Regions from separate parts of the Homo sapiens genome. Here regions 1, 3 and 4 are each linked to region 2. A link is a contact called in ENCODE Hi-C data. All regions are on one chromosome and are shown on one strand. Each heading gives the region's core, a stretch centred on a gene start or an enhancer-like site at or near the end of the contact. The rest is flanking DNA. Distances are from core to core; before and after follow the strand shown. Region 1 has its middle 100 kb from the start of LINC03062. Region 2 holds the start of SYK (spleen associated tyrosine kinase). Region 3 has its middle 21 kb from the start of SEMA4D. Region 4 overlaps SEMA4D (semaphorin 4D).

The links. Hi-C counts contacts between places; a loop is a spot of excess contacts on that map. Pooled maps may share reads with other maps.
Region 1: a loop to region 2 is called in a map of OCI-LY7, with 4 times the contacts of the local background. The contact joins the enhancer-like site here to the promoter of SYK in region 2. A Hi-C loop is called at or near these places in 1 of 168 maps with a recorded cell type or tissue (OCI-LY7), 2 of 37 single-sample maps with no recorded cell type and 2 of 50 pooled maps.
Region 3: a loop to region 2 is called in a pooled map, with 2.7 times the contacts of the local background. The contact joins the enhancer-like site here to the promoter of SYK in region 2. A Hi-C loop is called at or near these places in 1 of 37 single-sample maps with no recorded cell type and 2 of 50 pooled maps.
Region 4: a pooled map shows a loop between it and region 2 (4-fold over the local background). The contact joins the enhancer-like site here to the promoter of SYK in region 2. A Hi-C loop is called at or near these places in 2 of 37 single-sample maps with no recorded cell type and 3 of 50 pooled maps.

Annotation. Positions count from the first base shown.
Region 1 is chr9:89,742,178-89,744,928 of GRCh38, reverse strand. No RefSeq gene overlaps it. Among named protein-coding and RNA genes, the nearest start is that of LINC03062, 100 kb to the right of the region's middle. RefSeq lists enhancers at 1,077-1,136, 1,737-1,786. Within about 2 kb of position 1,293, at least 6 of the 41 ENCODE cell types and tissues checked have a DNase peak (open chromatin) inside an H3K27ac peak, as active enhancers do; they include OCI-LY7, where a contact is called at or near this core.
Region 2 is chr9:90,800,391-90,803,090 of GRCh38, reverse strand. It overlaps SYK (spleen associated tyrosine kinase), which reads right to left and starts at 1,272. Exons shown (of 14, transcript NM_003177.7): 1 at 1,198-1,272. RefSeq lists silencers at 1,134-1,293, 1,314-1,523.
Region 3 is chr9:89,517,805-89,520,504 of GRCh38, reverse strand. No RefSeq gene overlaps it. Among named protein-coding and RNA genes, the nearest start is that of SEMA4D, 21 kb to the right of the region's middle. Within about 2 kb of position 1,427, at least 9 of the 41 ENCODE cell types and tissues checked have a DNase peak (open chromatin) inside an H3K27ac peak, as active enhancers do.
Region 4 is chr9:89,463,446-89,466,237 of GRCh38, reverse strand. All of the region lies in intron 1 of SEMA4D (semaphorin 4D), which reads left to right. Among named protein-coding and RNA genes, the nearest start is that of SEMA4D, 33 kb to the left of the region's middle. RefSeq lists enhancers at 1-593, 1,782-1,841 and a silencer at 2,352-2,421. Within about 2 kb of position 1,542, at least 8 of the 41 ENCODE cell types and tissues checked have a DNase peak (open chromatin) inside an H3K27ac peak, as active enhancers do.

The DNA.
Region 1 (2,751 bases), core at 44-2,543, 1.1 Mb after region 2:
TAGAACACACCCAGGTGTTTGCATGCCCCAGCTATGGAGTCACCCCTCTGGGTGAGCTTTCCAGCAGCCCTGCCTGAACACCTGACTCACAGAACACATGAGCCCAGGGAAATAGGCATTGCTTTATGCCGTGAAGCATGGGCTAGGTAGTGACACTGGAACAGTGGATCCATCTGCAACAGGAAGATCCAGGCCTGCATTTCTCCAGCAGGCATGATCCACCATCACACACACTCTCAGCAGCCAGGCCTAAGCTGAGGTATGTAAGGGACTGCCCTGGGTGATGACTGAGGAGTGAGGGGATGATTCCAAACCCACCCCCTTCCTGCAAGGAGGCTAGAGTCGAGAAGATGGAAATAAATTGATAAATCACCTGTCACCCCACCAGAGCCCCCAACCATGAAACTCTGGAATGAGACACATAGGTGGTGATCCTCACATGCCCAGGACCGGGCTGGCCACGGTCAGTGAACTTAGCCCCCGGCCAGCCCATACCCTGGCCCCACCCCATGGTGGATGCCCAGAGCCTAGAGCTGGAGTCAAAGACACCATAAAAGCAGAGCCGGCGGCATTCCCGGGACAGTAGGGCTGTCTGTGGTGAGTCCCACAAATCGTGGTCCCCCTGAGGCTCTTAGACCACAGCAGACATAGAAGCCCTGCCAGGCAACTCTCTCCAAGGACACCAAAATTATTCTGTCACTCCTGGAGCTGCTGTAAACATTGTGAACCAGGCGAGAACCTCTTTGAAGTTCAAACCTTGCCTACCCACAGAAAGGGACTCTCCAGCCAGGCAGCTCTTCACAGGGCAATTAAGATGTTGTCTCCAGGTATCTGGGCAATTTGCAGGGTTCGCTGTGGCTTTTCCTGGCAGTCAGCTCTCTGGCTCCTGCCAGAAGGCTAGGTACAGACGGGCAGTAGCCAGGAGGCCCAGGGCAGGGGCTGCAGCCAGGGAAGTCTGGGACCCCTGGGGGCAGCAGGGCCAGTTTGGAGGCTGCAGACGCTCCCTCCCGCCACAGGGCTGTCTCAGGCCAGCCAGAGCACACCTGAGCTCTGTGCTTTGATGTCCTGTCTTTGCAGACAGCTTTCTTAGCTCTCACTGAAACTGTTAGAAGTGATTCTTAGCATGCCTTTTATCAGAGACCAGAAGAAGGAGTTGAAAGTGGGACTCTGGGGTTTTCAAAAGAATCTGCAAGACTGGGGAGGGGAAGAAAAACCGCCTCAAGCCCTGAAAGGAAGCAAACAAAGGTCTATAGTCTCCCCGAGCCTGGAGGCCACGGTCCCAGGCCTGTGATGTGTGTAAGGGGAGGGGTGTGCTCAGAAAAGCTGCTGGGTTCACAGCTTAGGGTTTGGGTTGTGGTTTCACTTGGATCCTGTTAGAAATCTAATTATAAAAACCAAAGGGGCAGGTTCTCAAATCCCAGGCAATGGGGCACCCACCACCCTAAGCCAGCTCTTCTGCCTGGGACCTCCCAGAGTGTGCCACCTCCTGGGCTCTGCAGGTGAGGTGGGGAGGGCTCCAGATGAACAAAAATGCAAAATGAGAGCAGACAGCTGCAGTGATAGCAACCCACAGCTGGGACTGAGTCCCACCAAGCAAGCAGAGGCCTGGACTCCCTGAGGCCACAACGACCCGGCCGCGGTTTCTCAGGCAGAAGCTGCTGCCACAACCCTTGTAGGCCCAGCTGTTTTCACGGTGCTATTTGCCATAAAGGATGTCTTTCTTCTGGTTTGGTAAGAGAGAGACCTTCTCAGCAGCCATCAGGATCACAGCAAAGCCCCTGGTCACCAGGCAAGCCAGGCTCCCAAGGCCAAAGACATGTGAGGATGATGTGATACCTGGCCAGGAATGAGGTATCCCAGGCCAGGTGCCTGCAGGTGTTGGGTAGATGAGGGAGACTGCACCCCACCCTCAGGAGCCACCACCCACGGCGCTGATGGACATGCTGGCCAGCAGCCTAGCTGGTTTTTATTGTAGTAAAATATGCACAACATAAAATTTACTGTCTTAATTCGTTGTTCAGCGTACAGTTCAGTGGCATTAAGAACATTCACACTGTTGTGCAACCATCACCACCCTCCATCTTCAAAACGTTTGCATCTTGCAAAACTGAAACTATCCCCATTAGACAACTCCCCAGCCCCCAACCCCAGCCCCTGGCAACCACCATCCTACTTTCTGCTTCTACGAATTTGATTGTAGCTGGGACACTAGCTACCTCAAATAAGTGGAATCATACAGTTTTTATCCTTTAGGTATCTGACTAAAGGTAAAGGTATTTTTAAAGACATTTCAAGGCTGGGTGCAATGGCTCATGCCTGTAATCCCAGCATTTTGGGAGGCCGAGGCGGGCAGATCACCTGAGTTCAGGAGTTTGAGACCAGCCTGGCCAACATGGTGATACCTCATCTCTACTAAAAATAGAAAAATTAGCTGGGTGTGGTGGCACGCACTTGTAGTCCCAGCTACTCGGGAGGCTGAGGCTGGAGAATCGCTTGAATCTGGGAGGCAGAAGTTGCAGTGAGCCGAGATCTCACCACTGCACTCCAGCCTTGTAGAGCAATTCTCCATCTCAAATAAATAAATAAATAAATATAAAAATAAAAATAATGACATCTCAATTGAATTGATAGAGTCATTTTACCTCTTTTGTCCTTTTTCAATTAATAAATAATAAAAATAACTATTTCAGTGTACTGTTCTATGAGCTTTAAGACATGTATAGATTGTGTAACCACCACTGCAACTGGGAT
Region 2 (2,700 bases), core at 23-2,522:
ACATGTATTTAAGCCTTTTTGAGAAAATATAATTCTATCTATGCACTGCTCGGACTTTCACTGGGGAGAAGGAGGACATCAATGTATTTAGTTGCATTTAATTAAAATGCTGCCTGTGTGAAGGCAATGAATTTGTCCCTACTAAGACAAAGAAGTCAGATGGTAGAATCAATTCCATTTCTTCCAGGAACTCTTAGGGATTAAATGGTTCCTTTTTTTATTTTTAATACCAAGAATCAGATATGGCACAACATCTTCAACTCTTTTTTTTTTTTACTACACGCTGCAATGCTTTGAACTCTACTTGAGTTCGACTGAATCTTTGCTAAGTCAGGCAAAACTCAAAAAATATTTTGCAACACTGTTTCCAACGTAAAAAAAGATTCAAACTCTCACTTCTCCAATTGTCTTTCTAGTCCTTGAACATTCCAACAAAAGAATGGATTGCATTTATATAGTTTTTAGGTGGGCTTAAGGTTTTGGAGCCACATTGCCAAAAACAGACAAACAGACAAAAAGAAACACCCTTAACTCTTAACTCAAATTTACATTTTACTACATAAAACTTTCTTGCTCTCCAAGTTCATTGGCTAAGTAAATTACTTGACAATGAAAATGTATCCACAAGAGTAATTATGCTAAATTTTAGTAGTGGTTCAGAAGGGTTGTTGTTTGAATGCAACTGCTGTTTCTTTTTGTAGTAAAAGATTTGTCTAAGCTCATAAGACGTCTGGACATTTCTACTTTGAGTAACTTTGATAAACACTGCGGCATTTTCCAGTGGATTCGTGTAAATGGCCAAAGGAAAATGTTCTAGCTCCAAGATCGACTTCCTCGCGCTGTGCCTGATCCCAATCCCGCGTCTCCCGAGGGCCGGGCCGCGACCGCACTTTCCGCGCTCCCTGGGGGCCTGGGCGCCCTGGGGTGCCCGGGTCACTTTCCGCACGGTCTGACCTCCGTCCCCTCCGCCCAGGCCTGAGCCCCTCTCTCCCGGCGCAGCTTCTGGATCCCGAGCGCGGGTAGGTTCAGGAGCGAAGCTGGCGGAACCCACCTGTATTTTATTCACATGGTTTCAGCACTTTTACCTCGGCCGATGAAGGTAGAACAAGAAAGGGCATGAAAGCAGCGCGTCGTTCCCCGTAACCTCCTCTCCTTACCAGAAAGTCCCGGCCGGGTAGGGGACGCGGCCACACCTACCTGCGCCAGGTGAGGCGAGGGCGGGCGCAGCGCGGGGCCACCCGCTCCTCCTCGCTCTCCAGCCGCCGCCGGGGTGGCCTCAGCCGCCGGGCCCGCGGCTCTTCCTCATTTTGGGCAACTTCCTTAACGCGCCCGGGCAGGCGGCCCGCACTTCCTCCCAGTGTCGCGCCCCGCCGCCCTGGCCCGCCCTGCTGACCGCGCCCATGAGCCCGGAGCTGGGCGGGAATCGGCTGAAGCGCCGGGCGAGGCCCGCGGAATCGGCCCAGGCGGCGGCAGGTGTAGAGGAGCCCGGGTGGGGCGCGCCTCTCTCCTCCCGCCGGACAAGGGCCCTTCGCAGGCAGAGAAGGTGGGGCTGCCCGGGACATGGACCGCATCGGTCCCCCTCCTCCCCGCCAGCGCGGTGGCTTCTGTGACTGCCCAGGACCCACAGACACCCAGCGGCCCTTTCCTTTTGCTATGCAGTGCCGGGGAAGAGACTCCACTGCATGGCATATTCCCTGGAGTGTATCTTGGTCACCAAACCAACAAGCTCCAAGCTACTGTGCTGGAGCACTCGGGAGGCCTGGGCAGTGCTGAGAGGGACCCTGTAGGTGAACACCAGACTTCACGGCGCACTAGTGGGCAATGGGGCACGCTGCTTCTGAAGGCTTTAATTATTACAAAAGGCTTTGCTTCCTTCTTACCATGACGGCTCTGACGTCCACAACCAAATAAATTAAACCTATAGCCCTAAGAATGGTTTTGAGATACCCGCCTGATACCCTTCTCCCAACCCATCCCCCTTTTCCTTTTGGACATTCCTCTTTAAAATGTTCCCACAAAACGGCATCCAGACCTTCTTGATAACACTGGTTGGCAGTGCCTGTTTTAAAAAGCTTTACCCTAAGCCAAAATGCGAGAAGCAAAAAAATATATATATAATGTGCTGGATTGTAATTGCCATGGAGAAAATATAGGGATGGGACTATTTACACTTATTGGAGCCCCCAGCCTTTTCTGCTTCCAGGGTTATTGGATTTTCATTCATTTTTGCCATTATTTTTTCTAAACCTGTTAAAAGAAAACTTCAGCAGAATTAAATTTAAAGCAGTTTAATTGAGTAATGAATGATTTGCGAATGGGGCAGCTTCCAGAATCACAGCGGATTCAGAGACTCCAGGGATGCCTCATGGTCAGAACATATTTATAGACAAAAAAAGGGAAGTGACATACAGAAATTGGAGGTAAGGCAGAGAAACAACTGGATTGGTTACAGGTTGGCTTTTGCCTTCTTTGAACACAGTTTGAACACTCAGCAGTGTATGAATGGTTGAAGTATGGCCACTGGGATTGGCCAAGACTCAGCTATTGTTAAAGGCACATACTCCTAAATTAGGTTTTCAATCTTGTCTGCCTATTAAGCTAGGTTACAGTTCATCCACAAGGACTCAAATATAGAATACAGAGTCCTTCTCAGATCATACTTAGGTTGCTTTAACAAACATAAATGGAAGATTTTGATAA
Region 3 (2,700 bases), core at 178-2,677, 1.3 Mb after region 2:
TGTTCTCATGGATGGATTAATTTGGTTATCATAGGAGTGGGGTCCTGACAAAAGGATTCTCTCTCTTGCCTGCTCTTGCCATTCTGTGCTCTGGCACGGGATGACACAGCAGGAAAACCCTCACCAGAGGTGGGCCCCTTGATCCTGAACCTCCCAGTCTCCAGAACGGTAGAAAGTAAATGTCTGTTCTTTATTAATTACTCAATTGCAGGTATTCTGTTGTATAGCAACACAAAACAGACTAAGACAAGCCTTCATCAATGTGTGTGGGCACCATCTAATCCACTGACGGTGATTTTTGTCCAGATAGAACAAAAAAGCGAGGAAGGGTAAATTTGCTCCCTCTGCATGAGCTGAGACATCTATTTCTTCCTGCCTGCGAACATCAGCACTCCCAGTTTTTGGAGCTATGGAATTGGAGTGGGACTGACAGCACTGGCTCCCTGGGTTCTCAGGCCTCTGGATTTGGACTGAATGATGCTGTGGAATTACACCACTGGCTGGCTCTCCAGCTTGCAGACAAGTAGATCATGGAACTTTTTAGCTTCCATAATTGGGTGAAACAATCCATCATATATCTATCTATCTATCTATCTATCTATCTATCTATCTATCTATCTATCTATCTATCCTATTGGTTCTATTTCTCTGGAAAATCCTGACTAATGCAGCCTGAAGCCAGTATGTCCCCTGATCTTTGCAACAGGGCTCTGTGTATGTGTGTCTGGCATGCCTTCAACATTCAGTCAGCCAGTTAATTGCCAACTCTGCTTTGGCCTTCACTTCCTGCTGGCACAGGGCCTCAAGGTCAGCCAGAGGTGACAGCTCTGGGCCTTCTTAGGTCTTTCCTGAGCCTGCGCACACCTCTGAGCATGGGCACAGCCTTATGCATGCACTGCAAATCACCCCAAGCTAGTAGCTTAAGACAACACCATTGTATCATATGACATTTCACAATTGTAGGGTCAGGAATGTGAGGAGGACTAAGCTGTGTGAGTTGCTGTATAGGGTGTTTCATGTGGTGATAGTCAGATATCAGTGGGGCTGGAGTCATCAGAAGGCTTGACTGGGCCAGCCATCCGGTGACTCACCCACCTGGATGGACACTGATGCTGGCTGCCAGCTGGTAGCCCGGGGTTGTTGAATGGATCCTCTCCATGTAGCCTTTTGCTGCAGCCTGGGCTTCCCATGGCATGGTGGGCTGAGGAGGCTCAGGCTTCTTATTTGGTGGCTCAGATCTCCAAGAATGAGGGCTTCAGCAAGCCCCGCAGGAGGGAGCTGTCAGCCTTTGATGACCTGGCCTTTGAAGTCACAGGCACCATTTGGTTGTACTCTTTGTTGGTTGGTACTCTTGGTTAAAGCAGTCTGAAAACCTCCTTTTGCTTCTCATGCCACCCTGGGGGCTTTCCTGGGACATGCCCCGGCTGCATGAGGACTGAACCATCAGCTCGTGAGAAGTGAAGATTTTAGTCCAGGAGGGCAGGGCCTTCTAGAGTTTGCTTCTTGACCTGTTGCAGACACACAGTTGAGCCCTCCCAGATCTGGTGAAGGGAACAAAACTCACTCCCTGCCCAAGTTCCTGTTCTGGCCTAGTTTCTCTGCATCCCTGAGGCTACAGTTTCCAAGAAGGCCAATTCTTTCCAAAACCAGACTCAAGGCTGCATTTAACACCAAGGGCTTTCAGTTATTTCTGTGCATCTGACAATCTGGAGACCCCTTCCTTCCCCCTCCCCAGAAAGGAATCGGGTTAAGATTTGCCAAGACTCAACAAAGCACAAAAAGGAAGTGATCTCTCTGTGAAAGGTCTCACTCAGGTGCTGGGCTGTACCATCTCCCAGCTCCAGGCCCACCCTCATGTACAGACAATCAGGGGTGGGAGAGTGGCTGTGCCTCGCACTAAGGACAGATGTGCTAGGGCCTCACCTGTCACCCTCCTGGCAGGGGTCACCAGGCTTTCTTGAAGTCTCCTCAAGCTGAGATTCACACTCATTTTCCAAAGGTCTAGCAGCAGATATGCAAAGATCAACTACGTGCTTGTCAGGAACAGGTAGCATTTTCTGCTGTCAAGGGCAAAAAGATACTATCCCGAGGGCTGGTATCCCAGGAGGCAGAGGATCCAAGATACAGCCATCTCTCCTTCCTCCAAGCCTGTGCTGTGTGTTGCGCCCTTACCCGGATGGCATGGAGGCAGTCTCTGACCTCCCCTACCCTCCCTGCCCCTCTTCACATTTCCTTCCCAGGCACCCGACCACAGGCATGGAGGCTAAAGGCCCTTGATGGACATCAGTGAGCCTTCAGCACCTTGAACACAGTCCGTTATCATAGTGATGCATCTGCAGCCCCTCTGGGGTGTCAAGGGCACTGGGGCCACAGACAGCAGCCCTGCAAGGTGTGTAGGCTGCTGTTCCTGCCCAGGACAAAGAGACAGCCTCCAGGCCCCCAACCTTCTGTTCATGGAGATGATCTACTTTGCTTGTTTTAGATGTTGGGACGCACATGTTTTGTTTGTTAAAAAAAAAAAAAAAAAAAAAAAAGCCTGGCTAAAAAAGGCTTAAAGACACATATGTGGCCCATAAGCGTATGAAAAGATGCTCAATATCACTAATCATTAAGAAAATGCATATCAAAAACCACAATGAGATACCATCTCACACCAGTCACAATGGTTATTATTAAAAAGTCAGAAAATAACAGATACTG
Region 4 (2,792 bases), core at 293-2,792, 1.3 Mb after region 2:
GAAATTATGTTTGTGTGTGTCATTGAGCATTTCGTGTGCCTGATCCCTTGGTGTGTGCCCCAGGAGCTGCGGCACTGTGCTACGGAAGCCCCTAGCCAGGCCAGGGCTGCAAACTGCCTGGCGTGCACCCTGTGTGGTCCTGCCCCTTCATGGTGCCTTGGACACCTCGGCTTCTCACTGTGTCACATGGTGGACCATCTCCTCAAGCCCCAGTGCTCCAGTGAGCCCACCTTCCCCCCTGCCTCCAAGAAATGCAGGAGTCACTCCTGACACCATCTCTAGACACACCTTATTCTGCAGCATCACCTTCCCATCGGCTAAAGCTGGTTTCCTCCTAAACCTGTGGACTCCATCTTCTCCTCATTCCACCTTGGACTTGGGCATAGGCAGCCTTTGAATGGAGCACTGGGGCCACCCAGGGCTCACCTGTCTTTGTACAGCTCTGTAAGTCATAGATATCCGAAGGCAATGCAAATAATCCTTGTCCCTAGACGTGCAAATGGGTTCAGCCTCCTGGAGAGACAATTGACTCCCCATGGAAAAGGCTGGTATTGTGTCCGTTGGAAATTCATGTCAATATTCTTTTACTCTGTATTATTTTTTTCTTGAGGTGAAATTCACATAACATAAAGTTAATCATATTAAAGTGAATAGTTCCATGGCAGTTAGTACATTTGCAATGTTGTGCAACCTCTAGCTCCAAGACATTTCCAGCACCCCAAAAGGAAGCCCCCTAATTATCAATCCATCATGGCCCAATCCATCCCCATTCCCCCAGCCAACTCCATGTCTTTTTGTGATTCTTTGACTTCCCCTCTGAAGGGATTGTGACACCTCCTTGGTTCTCTTGTGAGTGATGATTTAATAATGTTTTTAATGCATGGTCATTTTTTTTAAGTGACCCGTTAGCAGCCATCACCCCTGGGCTGAGTGGCCAGCAATCTCACCGGATGGATGGTGCTGGTTTCCTGGGGACTTAGGCCCCTCTTGTCTGTTCTCCGCGGGATGCACCGGACTAAGGGCTCTTTTTAAAGTGAGAATCTGGTCATGGAGGGCAAGGAGGAACATTCTGTGGGCGGATCTTCCCAGTCTTGTCTGTGGGTCTGAGCCAGCGTGAGAGGCTCTTGGGTGATATGTGGAAATGTGCCCCCTTCCTGGGCTGGTCCTCTTTGCCCCTGACAGGTTGGTCAGTGAGTATTGGTTAATTATTGTGTGCTCAGTGCTTTGTAAAGCATGCGAGATGTTTATAGCTATAGAGAGGACATGGTGTCAAAAACAGAGATGCATCCAAATAAAGCAAGCAAGCTAATATAATTTAGAGCCAGCATATGCTTGCATTAGAGATGTCACTGTGGGCTGAGCAGAGAGCAGGACCCTCGCCCTGGGGGTGCTCTCCGCACCCTCCCCCCACACCCCGTGGTAACTCAGGCTTATCCAGCCCTCTCCAGGAGGCGGGGGACCCCTGCAACCCTGCCCATTTCCTAATGGACCCAAAGAATGAGGATGTGGTTTTTGTCTAGCACTCACCTCTCTGATGGTTGACCTCTGTGACTGCCTGAGTTGCTGTCAGTTTCCCCTGGGGGTGCTTCACTCTGGGGAGACCAGTGGGTTTTGAACCCTGTCCTCAGTGTCCCTGTCCTCTTCTTTGTTCCCATGATCTTGCAGGGAGAGGACCTGTTGCTGCCCTTCCTAGCTGGGGTGTTGCACCCCACATCTGAGGGGTCTCTCCTTATTGATGAACTCCTGTCTTTTCCTGTCCAGATCCTGGGCATTGGGGAGGTGGCCAGAGGCAGCCTGGCTGCGCCCTGCTGCTGGACTTGTAATGTGTTGCCCCCCACCCCCAACTGTGGCTGCCTTGCCCCTGAGGTCCTCAGCCCCACCCCAGCTGTTTATAATCATCCGAAACCCAGGTCGGAAGGCAGGATTTCCAGCCATTCCTTTTTTCTCACAGGTAGCATCTTGGTGAAATAATTCAATTTACAATTAAGTATTTTTGTTTTACATCTTCAACATGATTAGAACAAAGTGTCCTTGGTCCCTGAGAGCGTAGTGCATCTGAGAGAAGAGAGGAAGAAACAGGCTCACAGTGCGGTTTTGTGGCAGTTTTCTTGGGGGTGGGGGAAGGTGAGTCACACTCTCCATTTTTGACTGGTGTTCTGATTCTGAAATTTAAGAAAAGCACATAGAACCCCAAAAGCACGTGTCTAAGGTGGAAAGTGGAGAAAGTGCCCCCATGACTGCAAGGGTTGAAGTTAAGCCTTTGGCTCTAGTTGGCACGATTTGGTTCTTTTTTTTTTTTTGTCTGAGACGGAGTCTTGCTCTGTCACCCAGGCTGGAGTGCAGTGGTGCAATCTCGGCTCACCGCAACCTCCACCTCCTGGGTTCAAGCAAGCCTCCTGCCTCAGCCTCCCAAGTAGCTGGGATTACAGGTGCCCGCCGCCACACCCTGCTAATTTTTATATTTTTAGTAGAGATGGGGTTTCACCATGTTGGCCAGGCTGATCTTGAACTCCTGACCTCGTGATATGCCCGCCTCAGCCTCCCAAAGTGCTGGGATTACAGGCGTGAGCCACCATGCCCGGCCCACCATTTGGTTCTTTAAACACAACATAGAGACCTTGTGTTGTGAATACACTTTGGAGACTGGTTGACGCTAATTAGTTTTGTACCTCCCCACCTCTGCTGCGAAAATGAAAAAGCAGCAGCGAAAAAGGGCTGGTCATGACCTGGATGAGAAAGAGCAAGTCTGGGACTTGATCATGAAAAGCCCCCAAGTAGCCCTGCTGAACAGA